Linked DNA regions of Homo sapiens: region 2 is linked to region 1. Evidence: chromatin contacts called from ENCODE Hi-C or POLR2A ChIA-PET data. All regions are on one chromosome and are shown on one strand. The core of a region is the stretch at or near the end of the contact, and the rest is flanking DNA. Distances in the headings are between cores, read along the strand shown.

Region 1 (7,440 bases), core at 1,283-3,782:
TGTTCTAAGTTCTCCACAAGTGTCCGTCTCAATAAGTGCTTAAAACAACCTTATGAAATAGGTCTAATCCCAAGTGTACAGAAAAGGCAACTGAGGTGTGCTGGTCACTCTCTGCTTTTCTGAGGCTCAGGGCAGTGAAAGGCACACTTAGAGGAAGAGCAATCTGTCTCTCCTTGTTTATCCCACACTCACTGTAAAAGCTTTAGTAAGGAAAGGGAGCTCAGAAGTTGCCAGAGGAAAAAAGTGAACTCTTACATAAAGTCTAGATGTTGAGAAAATGGACCAATTCTTATTATTGTATCATATTAAATCATATCATATCATATCATATCAGATTATCTCTTTTTTTTGTTGTTTTGTTTTTTACTTCTTTTGAGACAATGTCTTGCTCTGTCACATAGGCTGGAGTGCAGTGATGTGAACACGGCTCATTGCAGCCTCAATCTCCCAGGCTCAAGCAATCCTCCTGCCTCAGTCTTCTGAGTAGCTGAGGCCACAGGTGTGCACCACCACAGCTGGCTATTTTTTGTTTGTTTTTTATTTTCTGTAGAGATGAGGTCTTGTCATGTTGCCCAAGCTTGTCTTGAACTCCTGGGCTCAAGCAGTCCTCCTGCCTTGGCCTCCCAAAGTGCTGGGATGAGAGGCATGAGTTACTGCACCTGGCCAAGATTATCTTGATTGTCATAAAGATATATTTAGAAGTGTCACAAGCAGCCTTGGAAAAAAAATTGTCTTGTTAACTATATTGGTTAATGGGTAACTGCTACACATAACGTAATCTTTGTTTTAACCTTAAATGTTTGACGGTAGTGTGAGTGCTTCTGATGAGGACATGGAAGTGAATGTGTAAAAAGCATGTGATCGGCCGGGCGCGGTAGCTCACACCTGTAATCCCAGCACTTTGGGAGGCCGAGGTGCGCGGATCACAAAGTCAGGAGATCGAGACCATCCTGGCTAACACGGCGAAACCCCGTCTCTACTAAAAATACAAAAAATTAGCCGGGCGTAGTGGCGGGCGCCTGTAGTCTCAGCTACCGGGAGGCTGAGGCAGGAGAATGGCGTGAACCCAGGAGGCGGAGCTTGCAAGTGAGCCAAGATGGCGCCACTGCACTCTTGGCCTGGGTGACAGAGGGAGACTCCGTCTCAAAAAAAAAAAAAAAAAAAAGCATGTGATCATCCACATTTTATCTCAGGCTCCTTAAAAAGAGGAAAAGGAACTTATGTCTACTAAAAATTATTGTGTGTGAATGTCCTACAAGAGTTCTAGGAGTTACTCTACTATCAAGATGTTTAGGAATTTGTCCATATTGAACAACATTCCTTCCTTAAAATGTCTGGCTATCATTCCATATCATTGTTGATTTCAGATTATTTAAACTCCATCAAAAACACGTCAGCTACCACTTGCAGCCTCAAGACTATACAGTTGTCCCTCAGTATCTATGTGGAATTGTACCAAAATCTGCACATGCTCTGTCCCTTGCACAGAATAACCTAGTATTTGCATATAACTTACACACATTCTCTCATATACTTTAAGTTATCTCTAGATCACTTATAATACTTAATACAATGCCTACACATCACCACATTCACGTGAATTCAACACAATGCTCGGCGGGTGGCAAATTCAACTTTTGCTTTTGGCAATTTTGTGGGTCTTTTTTTCCCCAACATTTTCAACCCGAGGTTGATTAAATCCATGGATGTGGAACCCAGGAATGTGGAGGACCAACTGCATACACAGATGTTACACCATTTTTAGAGAAAAGCTTGTACATTTTCAAAAAGTATTTGTGGTTAGTTTATTAACATTATTTAAATAATAACACAACCAGAGTTGATTTGCTGCCACTACCTTGGAAATATTTAAACATTATTAAAACTAAGCTACACATTCTAGTTTTATCTCTAAAATTAATGCTTTTAGGCTCAATTTATGCCTGTCAACAAGTAATGATCATAGATGTGAGCTGGCTCATAATCCAGAGGTACTAGGTTACAATGTGTTACCATGGAAACTGTGTTTTATTGCATTCTCTCTTCTTGATTTAAGGCATTTGACAATCATAGCAACTGTTTGCCAGTCTTCTCACATCATAAAAAATTCAAAACCACAAACAACCAATAGAAAAAAAAAAAGAAAAAAAGAAGGAATATCCTCTACTGTTCTCAGACCCCTCTAGAAACATAAAAAGGAAATGACAGCCTTATATTTAACACGAACCTTTTGTGAATAGTTTATCTCTTAGAAAGTCTAAATGTGTTGGAAAATTCAATCAGTGGTTAGTCATCGAATGGACCTGTCTGCCTATGGTTCATTTTGTTTATTGCATCATATATCTTTTATGATCACTGGGACTTTAGCCTGAAACAGCATTTTCTTTAACAAGGACCGTGTTTCCTTTAACGTTGTTTATTGCATCTGAAACATTACTCTTTGAAATCATGGTACATTTTCCATCGAGCAAAGGTCTGCAACCGAATCTTGCATGAATGTGTTTATTCAGGAGCTAGAGCAGAGGGGGAAAAAAAAAACCACCTTATCCAGTTCATGTAACATTAATCACTTTGCCAGTGTTCAGCTGAGGTCATTGCCACATTCCTAGCAGTATTAAGGCAAGTCAAGATTAATCACATACATTAAACCTTGGAAGGGGAGCACGTGAAAGGGATCTCAAATTAGACATGTCTTAAAAGACAGAGAAGGGACTGTAGCTAAATGGGTTTACCTTGCTGCAGTCTGTCTTGGATATAACTTGCTCGCTTTTACCACATGTAGTCATACAACTGCTATGAATCTGTAGGCCTTTTTCCTATTTCTGAAAGCTTATAAGTCAAATTTAAGGTCTTTCTGAGCATTCAAAATAAAGACTCATTCACCAAACATCTTTTAGTACATACTAAACACCAGGCACCTGCTAGGAGCTGTCCATGCCAAGATGAATGAGACATAGCCCTCCCTCTCTCTGCCTCCTCCAATAAGTGCATAACCCAACCAGGAGCACTAATACCACTAATACCATGTGCACTGGGAACATGATTTGGTGTGAGTACAGAAGGGAGAATGGCTGATTGTGATGGGAAATCAGAAAACACCGAAGTTAACTTCAGACAGGGAGAAAGATGAGAAAAGCAATCTAGACATAGGAAACAACATAAAGCCTTAGTGAGTGTTCATAGACTGATGAGTAATCTGTTGGGGCTGGGGCAGAAAGCAAGACTGTGTAGGAGAGTTGGAAGGCGTGGTAGAAGATGAGATTGTACAGTATCTTGGAGCCAGATTGCAAAAGTCTTTGAACATGTACTTTATTCTAAAAGGAATGAGAAAACTGTGAAGAATTTGAAGCAGAAAAGTTAGAATAATCAGATTGTATTGGAAAATGATTATTTGGGGCAAAGGCAGGTTGGATGGCAGATTAGTTGGTAAGAAACTAGAATCACTGTCTCCAAAGTGGAAGAGAGTACAAGTCATCCAGAAAAGCCGTGATAACAGCTTAAACCCATAGAGTGGAGAGAAACACTGTGGAGCCAGATATGACAGAACTAGTCAATAGAGTTCCGGAAGGGAGCCAGAGGGTGGACGGTGGAGCAAAAGGAATCTAAGAAGATGCCAAGGGATTTGGTTGTGTCAAATAAGCAGATGATAATGCCATGGACCAAGGCATGGAAGGTCATGGGAATGGTGATTTCTGTTAGGATGTTATGGCACTCATGAGTGACAACAGGGCTGGATACATTGATTTGGGGGTCATCAACTTATTCTTGATTGTTTAAGTCATAGAGGAAGATAAGACTATTACAGGCAAAAAAGTAGAAAAAGAAGGAGAGAGAGTCCAGGGAATATTTTATGGGAGAAAAACTATTTCCCATTTTTTTGTGATAGTTTTTACATTAAGAAAAACATTAGAGGCTTGAGGAATTTTTATGTTTTTTTTTTCTATTTACAAAGTAAACTTGAGACATAGAATAATAATTTCTTAAAGACAAAATTTGAGAATAAATATTAGATTGAAAATATTTTATATTGGTTGCTTATATATAATGCAATCTGTATTTAAGATGCTAGTGGGCTCATATTTATAGAGTAATGTTTCACATAAGAGGCTAACATTATTTTGAACCATTGCAGCTTTAAATGTTCATAATATGCATATTTAAATATGTGCTTATATTGTAGGTGACAGATTTATACACTTCCCATGTCAACCATCCTACACTTTCATTAAAGATTTGCTTATTTTTAAAAATACATTTTATGCTCCCATAAAAAGAGGAAATTAAATCGTAAAAATACACACAAAGTTAGTGTTTACAGTCTAACTACTACTGACGCAAGAACCATCTGAGTCAGTGTTGTCTTTCCCCAGTTGAGTGTGGAGAGAAGGCCCAGGTTAACAGCTTAGTCTCTGCTGATGGAGATTTGAATTGCAATGACTGAATTTTCACTTAAACCTAAATATAACAAATGTGAAGTACGAAAGTATGATCTTCTAATAGAGCAGAAGACTGAAATCATATTCATCCGTGCTTTGCCTCATCTTTGTTAATACTGAAAATTAAGAACTGTTAATCATCCAGTAGCAAGAAACCATTGGAAAAATAATAATTTTATGTTAAATTCAGAAGGAAGATTTATACTTTTCAATGAGTTTTCTGTGAACTCATACAATAATTCATTCATTCATAAGTACTCACCAAGCAGCCATAATGTGTCAGATGCTATGAGTGGATAGAAGTTGGTGACACAGGCTGGGCGTGGTGGCTCACGCCTGTAATCCCAGCACTTTGGGAGGCTGAGAAGGGCAGATCACGAGGTCAGGAGTTGGAGACCAGGCTGACCAACATGATGAAACCCCGTCTCTACTAAAAATACAAAAATTAGCCGGGCATGGTGGCGTGCGCCTATAATCCCAGCTACTTGGGAGGCTGAGGCAGGAGAATCGCTTGAACCCAGGAGGAGGAGGTTTCAGTGAGCTGAGATCGCGCCACTGCACTCCAACCTGGGTGACAGAGCAAGACTCTGTCTCAAAAACAAACAACAAACAAACAAACAAAAAAGAGAAGATGGTGACACAATCCTTGCACTCAAAGAGTGAATACTCTACTCTTTGGGAAAGGATAAGATAAATTCTTAGGTTGCCATTGTGATTGGCTGGACACACTGTGTTTTGCACAACTTCAGGGGGACCCATTTACATATAGATTACAATGTAGCCCCGAAGAGACTCTAACCCTGCCTTAAACCAATTGGCATACCCATCTCCCTGGCTACAGTGAAGAGCTCAGGGATGAATGTGTGACCCAATCAGAGCCAATGAGATGTGAAGAGATGTTTGCTGAGACTTTGGGAAAAAGAAGCTCCCTCACTCTTCCTGAGAGCTCCCAAAAGGAGCTCATGGTTAATGTGGTGTAAGGATGTGAAATCAGAAATTGCTTTGGGTGTTCTGCAACCAGAAGTCATGAGCTTGGAGTTGTTGAGGTCTGTCATGTGGAACCTGAAGAGAAAGGCAGAAACAAGGCAGGCAGAATGGAGGGAAGGAGCACTCAGCCCCTTAGCGACATCACTGGAACAGTAGGTCAAGTCTCCTCCAAAGTCAAAACTATTTTGGCTAGGCTCGGTGGCTCATGCCTGTAATCCCAGCACTTTGGGAGGCCAAGGCAGGCAATTGACGAGGTCAGGAGATTGAGACCATCCTGGCTAACACCGTGAAACCCCGTCTCCACTAAAAATGCAAAAAATTAGCCGGTTATGATGGCACGTGCCTGTAGTCCCAGCTACTGGGGATGCTGGAGGAGGAGAATCACTTAAACCTGGGAGGCAGAGGTTGCAGTGGGCCAAGATCGTGCCACTGCACTCCAGCCTGGGTGACAGAGCAAGACTCCATCTCAAAAAGAAAAACAACAACAACAACAACAACAACAAAAAACAAAATCAGAACTATTTCATGTGCATGAGCCCTTTTTTGCTTAAGCCAGACTGAGTGGAATTTCTTGTCAGAATTGTGAGAATGCTGACATAGTCACCAAATTAACACCTTCCCTGTATCTAATTTTTGAGCCCATTCAGGTATCTATTGGTCTACGTTCTTCCAGATGTACATTTCAGCTTAGGGTGAAATAGATTCAAGTGGAGTCAATGAGAGAATGGATAAGCTCATCTTTGAGAGCTTAACCTAAGCACAGAGGTAGAGCCAACTTTCTAATCCATCAATTCTCATTCAGCCTGATTCAGAGATGAAGACAAAGAAAATGGATATTAAAAAGAAGTATTTAACATTCAAAGCTAACCTCCCAAGCTGTCTTGACACTATCTTCCTAGAATTGGAGGCTTTTTGTTTTTAATGTCCTCAATAACACATAAGAAAGTGCTCAGCATTTGTGTGATCCTTAATAAAGATTTGCTTTAAAATTTTTGTTTTAATTGTAGTAAGATATACATAATATAAAATTTACCATTTTGACCATTTCTAAGTGTACCATTCAGTGGCATTAGTACATTCATAATTTTGTGCAACCATCCATCCATCTCCATTACTTTTTCATCATTTCAACCTGAAACTCTGTACCCACAAAACAGTAAACAGGCCAGGCGCGGTGGCTCACACCTGTAATCCCAGCACATTGGGAAGCTGAGGCAGGTGGATCACGAGGTCAGGAGTTCAAGACCAGCCTGGCCAAGATGGTGAAACCCTATCTCTACTAAAAATACAAAAAAATTTTCCAGGCGTGGTGGTGGGCGCCTGTAATCCCAGCTACTCGGGAGGCTGAGGCAGAGAATTGCTTGAACCCAGGAGGCAGAGGTTGCAGTGAGCCAAGATTGTGCCACTGCACTCCAGCCTGGGGGATAGATCGAGACTCTATCTCAAAAAAAATAAATACATAAAATAAAAATAAATAAATAAAATAAATAATAATTCCTCTTTCCCCCTCCCCTCAGCCTCTAGTAACCTCTATTTGCCATTCTGTCTCTAAGAATTTGCCTATTTTAGGTACCTCACATAGTGGAATTATACAATATTTGTTCTTTTATGTCTTATTTTACTTAGCATAATGTTTTCAAGGTTAATTCATGATGTAGCATTAAGACTCATTTTTAGGGCCAGATGTGGTGGCTCACACCAGTAATCCCAGCAGTTTAGGAGGCCGAGGCGGGTGGATCACCTGAGCTCAGCAGTTTGACACCAGCCTGGCCAACATGGCAAAACCCCATTTCTACTAAAAATACAAAAATTAGCTGGGTGTGGTGGCGTGCGCCTGTAATCCCAGCTACACAGGAGGCTGAGGCAAGAGAATTGCTTGAACCCAGGAGGCGGAAGTTGCAATGAGCCGAGGTTGCGCCACTGCACTCCAGCCTGGGTGGGAGAGCAAGACTCCATCTCAAAAAAAAAAAAAAAAAAAGATTCATTTTTAGCCAAGCGCAGTGGCTCATGCCTGTAA
Region 2 (7,440 bases), core at 3,215-5,714, 34 kb before region 1:
TGCAGTGAGCCGAGATTGCGCCACTGCACTCCAGCCTGGCAACAGAGCAAGACTCTGTCTCAAAAAAAAAAACCCAAAAAACAAGAAAAAAACCTTATATCTCAACTCCTGCAAAAGTGTTCTTTGCCTATTTTATATTGGATTTTATTGTGACTAATTCTGAAAGCTCTCATTCATTGAGCATATTACATATGTAAGGCACTGTCCTAACTGCCTACCTATGTAGGCACTGTCCTAAACAGGGTGCCCATATATAATCCTAATCCTCACAAAGGCTCTTAAAAAATGGCTTTTTCCCGCACATGGTAAAACTGTTTCAGAGATGCAAAGTAACTAGCCCAAGTTTTCAAAACTGTTCAGTATTATAGTTGCAGCATGACCAAATGTTCCAATGCAGAGTTCTTGGTCACTCTAACTGGTTGTATTCATATGCCAGATCCTTCTGAATCCAAAGCTCGTGTTCTTTCCATTACTCAACAGTTTCTTTGTTGAGTTGTATAGTATCTACTTACCTCCCACCCCCATTACAGCAATGCTTAGCACAACACTTTACATAACAACACTAAGTAGATATTGAATAAATGAAGGGATGGATGAATGGATAGTTTCTATAAATAGAGTTGTGTAATGATAATACCTACTAACTATATTCAGTAGTATGGGTAGGAGAGGTTACAGTCATAGGGCTTAGATATCCTGGGGGTTTGTGTGTGTGTGTGTGTGGTTTTGCTTGTTTTGTTTTTTTTGTCCCATTAGCTTTAAATAGAAAGCTGTTAAATGTGCTGGTAAATGCTAACAGCCCTTGGGGACAAGAAAGGATAGATGTTTACAGTGTGGGAGGATAGACAGTTCGAGTTTTTGTGTTGCTGATTTCCCATCTATGATGGTCAGTTTCAAGCTACCAAGGCAATGTCATTGCACACAGAGTTGGGGAAAGATGAAGCAGTACACCATTATATTACATTTCTATCATACACTTACAATAGATGGAGATAACCTCAAGAACATGGAAATAATTAAGAGGTGGTCGATTTTAATATATTATCTTTGTTTTAACATCATTTATTTAATTTAAAACTTGCATAATCTAATTTTGAAGAATGACTGTGTTTAACAATCAGCTCACCAAAATCCTAAAAATGGAAAATCAGTTCGTAGGAACAATCCATTGCACTAGTTGGCATGCTCCTGGTCTACGTAGTAGCCCTACAGATTTCTCCCACTGGAGAAATTACTAATGAACAAGCTGGTTCAGGCCAGCCCTATCATCATACCTGAACCAAAAAAAAAAAAAAAAGAGGAAACTCAATAAAATCCCTCTGATATAGAAAAAGAGCAGGGCATCCCTACCAGAGATAAGTACCAAAATCATCTAGGTGAAACTTTAGAGGATTTTAGAAATTTCGTGGTCCATTAACATTATGTAATTATTTCTAAGGTTGGCTAAATTTCATAGAAAAGAATGGTATTTCCACATACTTGTGCATTTTTATTTTAACTGACTGATAACAGACTTCAGCCAATTTTCTGGAGAAATGTGATAATATAGCTTACTCTATTTTTATATATGACACAAGGACTGACTTATTACCAAATTTATAAACTGAAATTTAAACAACTGAAGAAATCCATAATGTCTGGGATATTTTGTTAGTTCTATACAATTAGTTTGCAAATGAATTTCATATAATAAAATAAATCCATAATTAGGAATAAGAATAACTAGTTAAGAGACTGTAAATACTTCTCTAGTCTAAAGGAAAATTTATGTATCTATCGCTCTGTCAAAGGCTTCAAGTATAGTAACATTGTTTTTACTACGGATTTAGTAAGATTTGTTTTTGAGAGTCTGAACTTTATTTTGAAGAGTAATTAACTCTAAAATTGTGTCTATCCACAGAAGAAATGAATCTGAAAAGCAATTGTTCCTCTCTAAGCAAAAGGAACAATAATTGAACAAATATGCTTTTCCAGGTAGGTCAGCTTTGCCCCTCATTTTTTTCAGGATAGGCCCAAGGTAGAAATGTTCTTGTATTTAGTGAAGATTATGCCCCAAAAAGCTGCCACCAAAAAGCTGAGCTTCTAGAGAACCTCTATAACTACTCTCAAGATGAAAGAGGATCTAAGAAGTTTAGAAGATCCAGTGTAGACCCTCTCATGGAATTGACCAACACAAAATAATGCCACCAATATTCATGAAGATCTTTAGGGCCTTAGAAAGCAGGCGTGGCTCAACCTGTAATCCCAGCACTTTGGGAGGCTGAGGTGGGCAGATCACCTGAGGTCAGGAGTTCCAGAACAGCCTGGCCAACATGGAGAAACCCCATCTCTACTAAAAATACAAAGAAAATTAGCCAGGTGTAGTGGCGGGCGCCTGTAATCCCAGCTACTCGGGAGGCTGAGGCACAAGAATCGCGAAACTCCGTCTCAAAAAAAAAGAGAAAAGTCTGGTTTATTGAAGTAAAATTTACATCAAGAAATAATTTACCCTTTTGAAGTACACAATTTTATAAATTTTGACAAATGTACACAATTGTGTGACTAGTACCCTACTTCAAGCTTACTTCTTATTACTAGACCACACCACCTGTACTACATTACAAATAAAAATATTTTTAGGCCAGGCTCAGTGGCTCATGCCTTGTAATCCCAGCACTTTTGGCAGCCAAGGTGGACAGATCACGAGGTCAGGAGTTCAAGACCAGCTTGGCCAACATGGTGAAAACCCATCTCTACTAAAAATATAAAAAGTAGCCCGGCGTGGTGGCACGCACCTGTAATCCCAGCTATTCAGGAGGCTGAGGCAAGAGTATCACTTGAACCTGGGAGACGGAGGTTGCAGTGAGCCAAGATCATGCCATTGCACTCCAACCTGGGTGACAGAGTGAGACTCTGTCTCAAAAAAAAAAAAAATTTAATCCTATTACTATCTTATGAATAGCATAATTATGCTGCATTTGATATTTTGTGGGTAAAAGCATTTAATTTGTAAATATGTAAGTTTCTAAATTACTTTAATGTTTATAAGCCTGTCTTAGTCATTCTCCATTTTTAAGTTAAACCAAGTCTATCAAAAATACAAGGTAGTCTTGGTCTCTCTCCTGTGCTCAAATAACTTGGCCTAATTATGTGGTTGGCTTTACAGACAACTGAAAAACCGTGTATAAAGATTATGCATTTACTTTTTTACAGAAAGTTGAATTGTATGTCTCTTACACTACTCTTGCCATACTCCATCTCTCTCATCACCCTTCCCAAGTCTAACTAGCAAAAAGTTAAGTTACATAAAGTAATATTTTAAAGCTAGTGGGTCTGTGCATTCTAAATACACAAGACACTGGAATGGCCTATCAGTTCCTCTTCTCCCTCCCCATCCCCCACTTTTATTTTACTCTTTTGAGAATCAGTGAGGCCACACTTACTGAGTGTTACTGAGGCTTTTCAGGCCACTTGAATATCTACATCATAGCAATATTGCACCTCAAAGAAACTGTTCTCAGCATAGATGGGAAAAAAATCACTCACTTGAGCAAATGATCGGACAAAATTGTACAAAAACATTTTTAAAACTGCTAGGGTTTGAACATTTATCCCCTCTAAAACCCACATGGAAATTTAATTCCCAATGTGGCAGTATTGACAGGTGGAAATTTTAAGTTGATTGGGTTATAAGGGCTCTGCCATCCTTAATGGATTAATCTATGTATGGATTAATGGGTTCATGGATTAATGGGTTATCACTGGAGTGGGACTGGTGGCTTTATAAAAAGAGGAAGAGAGACCTGAGCTAGCATGCTCAGCCGCCTCACCATGTGATGCCCTGCACCACCTGGGGACTCTGTAGAGAGTCCTAGCAGCAAGAAGGCTCTCGCCAGGTGCAGCCCCTAGATCTTGGACTTCTTGGCCTCCATAATTATAAGAAATAAATTCATTTTCTTTATAATTTACCTAGTTTCAGGTATTCTGTTATAAGCAACAGAAAGTGGAAGAAAATACAAACAGTTGCAAGCATAGATAGTAGTGGAAAGATATATCTTTGTGGTGAATATTTCCCCAATTCAATTCTCAATGACTTCACAATGTGAATGGGTGCTGTGTACTTCAGCTTCCGTGTTTAATGTGCTTATTTGTAAGATGTAAATCATATATACCTCATGGGAGTTGTTCGCAAAATTCAATAAAAATAACCTGTTTACCAAGCAGAGCCCCTACCATGCAGAAGATACTAAATCAGTTATTTTCCTCTCGTCCTCCTTAAAAATTAGTTTCAAAATCCATTTCAAATATTCAAAGCTACTTGTAGACTCCAAAATCTACATTTAAATCAAGAAAACACGGTAAAAAGGTGGTCAATAATGCTGACCCTTAATGAAAGTACCACACTGTTTTGAGAGTATAGATCCCCTCTTCATGGATTTTGTGTCTCATAGCTTCTTATTGCAAGTAAACAAGAGCCTTTTGTGGTAATCTCTCCCACGTGAGCAATGGGAACAGATTGTTTTCAATCTAACACAAACAAGAAATTGCTTAAGTAAAGGTAGTGACTGTATGAATCATAAACCACTTTCTCAGATAACAGCCATTATGTAAGTCTGTGGATAAATTTGACAATTTTTATTTCATTGCCTTTTGACAGCCCTTTAGAAGGGTTTAAGAGAACAAGATCTGACTACAGCTTTCAAAAATTCATCACTGAATATTTGTTACCCTTGCTCCCTGTGATAGCTGAAGAACTAAGATAATGCCCTTCAAATGGAGATAAATTACAATCTTTCAAAAGATTATCACGGGCTTAATCGAGTTTGCTCCAGCAGCTGAACAGCCTGTGACCTTGTTAGTTACACAACAAACATATCTGTTACTTTATGTTTCTATAGGTAGCGGGGTAGAACCTTTAAACTACATGTTTTCTGTATATAAAATGACAGATTTTTTTAGATAAAACAGAAGATGTTTTATTTTAAAAGAATATACCAAGCTACTTCATATATTTAGTGTAATTTTTTAATGATTTGTGTTGAAATAACTTCAGAATTACCAAAAAGTTGAGAAAATAATATAAAGACTATATGGATACCTCTCACTCAGATTCCTCAAATGTTAAAATTTTATAGATGTGTAGTGTGATTTAAAAGAGGACGATGATTCCTGATTCAGAAACAGGAGTCTTGTATAATTCTGTGATAACATATTATATGTCTAATAAAGGCATAGGGATTTCACATTGAAAATAATTTAGGAGAATGTTAGAGAATCCACATTCTCAATTTCTTTGAAAGAAATCAACTGACAACTTTTACATATAAATGTAACTAACTGCAGGTGTATGAACACATCCCAGCATATGGTCCAGTTTATGAAAACTACAATACTACATCTTGGGAAATTAAAGTACTTTTATCCTGAATATAATGTTACAAATAGCATGGAAATCAGCACTTCGGGTGTTCCAGGATGTCAGCACATCAGCAGTTATACCAGAGTGCCAGCCTTCAACAGAAGGGAGGGAGAGTTTGAATGGAATTAATTATTAAATGGTAACATTTAATCCTAGATCCTTATTATGAGTGCCAAGAGAAAACATCTGTGGGTGCTTAGAACAGACAGATTTGGAGCATCCATACAGATTCTGCTAGGTTTGATGAAACCTCCCAGGGAACAAGGTGATTTGGGAAGCTAAACATTTATTCTCCCACTTACACTCATAACCTCTCTGGAAATAGATGAGTCCGTGGTACCAAGAATGACTTTATGACTTACCCCATGTGGCAGAGAAGAAAAGGAAAGGCGCTTCCTTTCCACTTTTGCCGTGTCAGGGCTATTTGAAACGAGTTCAGTGTCCATGGAAGAAAACTAAATATCACTGTATTGGACAATCTAGCAGCAGCTGCCATCTGTATGACAATATCCATTTATTCTGTTCCCTGCCACCTCTTGCATCTCTGTTGCAGTGTTCTTTTGTAAGTGTTCCTGACATTTTGTTTATCTTTCTTTTAAACATTCTGCCAAGATTATGTCTGAAAATGAGGGGAAAAAAAACCCTCCATTTTTCACTTGCTAAATCTGTTACAAGGGAAACAATTCAGTGCCATTCTCAAAATACTAAGGAGCTTTCAAGATACTGAAAATTCTCCAGTAAGTTGCCAAGCAAAATCAGGGCTAGAGTATAAATGTGAAAGGGACAAATAAGTTCTCATACATGATGCTAGTTGGATGGGATCAAACTCTTAATGGATGGCCTATTCTCTCCATTGTTTAAACGGCAGGCTTAAATAAAAACACATTTTCCCTCTTAGCCTCATAAGTAGACACATATATATAAACACTTTCTATACTTCTTAATGAAAGAGAGTCCTTTCTGAGGTACCTGAAGAAATTTAAAAATTTAGTATTAAAATTATTTTGATTCACAAATCATAATTGTGCACATTTATGGGGTACAATGTGATGTTTTGATATATGTACACAACATGGCATGATTAAATCAAACTGATTCACATATCCATCATCTACCTTCCCTATCATTTTTTATGGTGAGACGTATGAAATTTACTCTCCTAGTTATTATTAACTAGAGTCACCCTGCTGTGCAATAGATCTCAAAACCTAACTTCCCTGTCTCTCTGAAACTTTGTACCCTTTAATTAACAATTCCACATTTCCTCCATTCCCATCCTTTTACCCCACCCCAGCCGCTGGTAACCATAGTTCAACTTTATTGGATCCCACATATAAGTGAGATCATACAGTATTTGTCTTTCTGTGCCTGGCTTATTTCACTTAGCATAATGTCCTCTAGATTCATCCATGTTGTTGCAAATGACAGGATATCCCCCCCCCTTTTTTTTTAAGGCTGAGTAGTATTTCATTGTGTGTATATACCACATTTTCCTTATCCATTCATCCACTGATGGACACTAGGTCATTTCCATATCCTGGCTATTGTGAATAATGCTACAATGAACTTAGGTGTGCAGATGTTGCCTCAATATATTGATTTCACTTCTTTTGGATATGTACTCACAGGTGGGATTGCTGGATCATATGGTAGTTCTATTTTTAGTTTCTTGAGTACTCTCTAGATGACTGTTTTGATAAAATGTTTTTATGACTTCATAAATACAATCCAAGATCGTCTTACTTTGATTTAATTGATTCCAAACATTTGACAACAGAGTTTTTCCTTTTCTTTCTCTGGAGCACCTTGAAGACTCCCAGGGCATTAGAATTGCAGCAGCACTACCACAATGTTCATTTTGTTAGATTTGGATGATTCGCTCAGTGATGGATGCCCCAAATGTAGTGCTTAACCATTCCATGGTGAAAATGCTGCAATTTATCAACAGAAGGAAGTTTGTAAGGAAATCAAAGAAAAATGTTTCGCAAGTGACTGTAAAGACTGCTTTTGAATTTTAGACTTAATTCACCATTGTAAATCTG

Evidence for each region. A loop is a pair of places that touch in the nucleus more often than their neighbours do. ChIA-PET counts read pairs that join two places held with the same protein, here RNA polymerase II (POLR2A). Pooled maps may share reads with other maps.
Region 2: POLR2A ChIA-PET joins it to region 1 with 28 read pairs in MCF 10A. The contact joins two enhancer-like sites. A Hi-C loop is called at or near these places in 1 of 168 maps with a recorded cell type or tissue (astrocyte of the cerebellum), 3 of 37 single-sample maps with no recorded cell type and 1 of 50 pooled maps. POLR2A ChIA-PET finds 5 or more read pairs at or near these places in 5 of 52 experiments (A549, GM12878, HEK293T and 2 more).

Annotation. Positions count from the first base shown.
Region 1 is chr5:124,786,214-124,793,653 of GRCh38, reverse strand. No RefSeq gene overlaps it. Among named protein-coding and RNA genes, the nearest start is that of ZNF608, 43 kb to the right of the region's middle. Within about 2 kb of position 2,532, at least 3 of the 41 ENCODE cell types and tissues checked have a DNase peak (open chromatin) inside an H3K27ac peak, as active enhancers do.
Region 2 is chr5:124,822,085-124,829,524 of GRCh38, reverse strand. No RefSeq gene overlaps it. Among named protein-coding and RNA genes, the nearest start is that of ZNF608, 79 kb to the right of the region's middle. Within about 2 kb of position 4,464, at least 2 of the 41 ENCODE cell types and tissues checked have a DNase peak (open chromatin) inside an H3K27ac peak, as active enhancers do.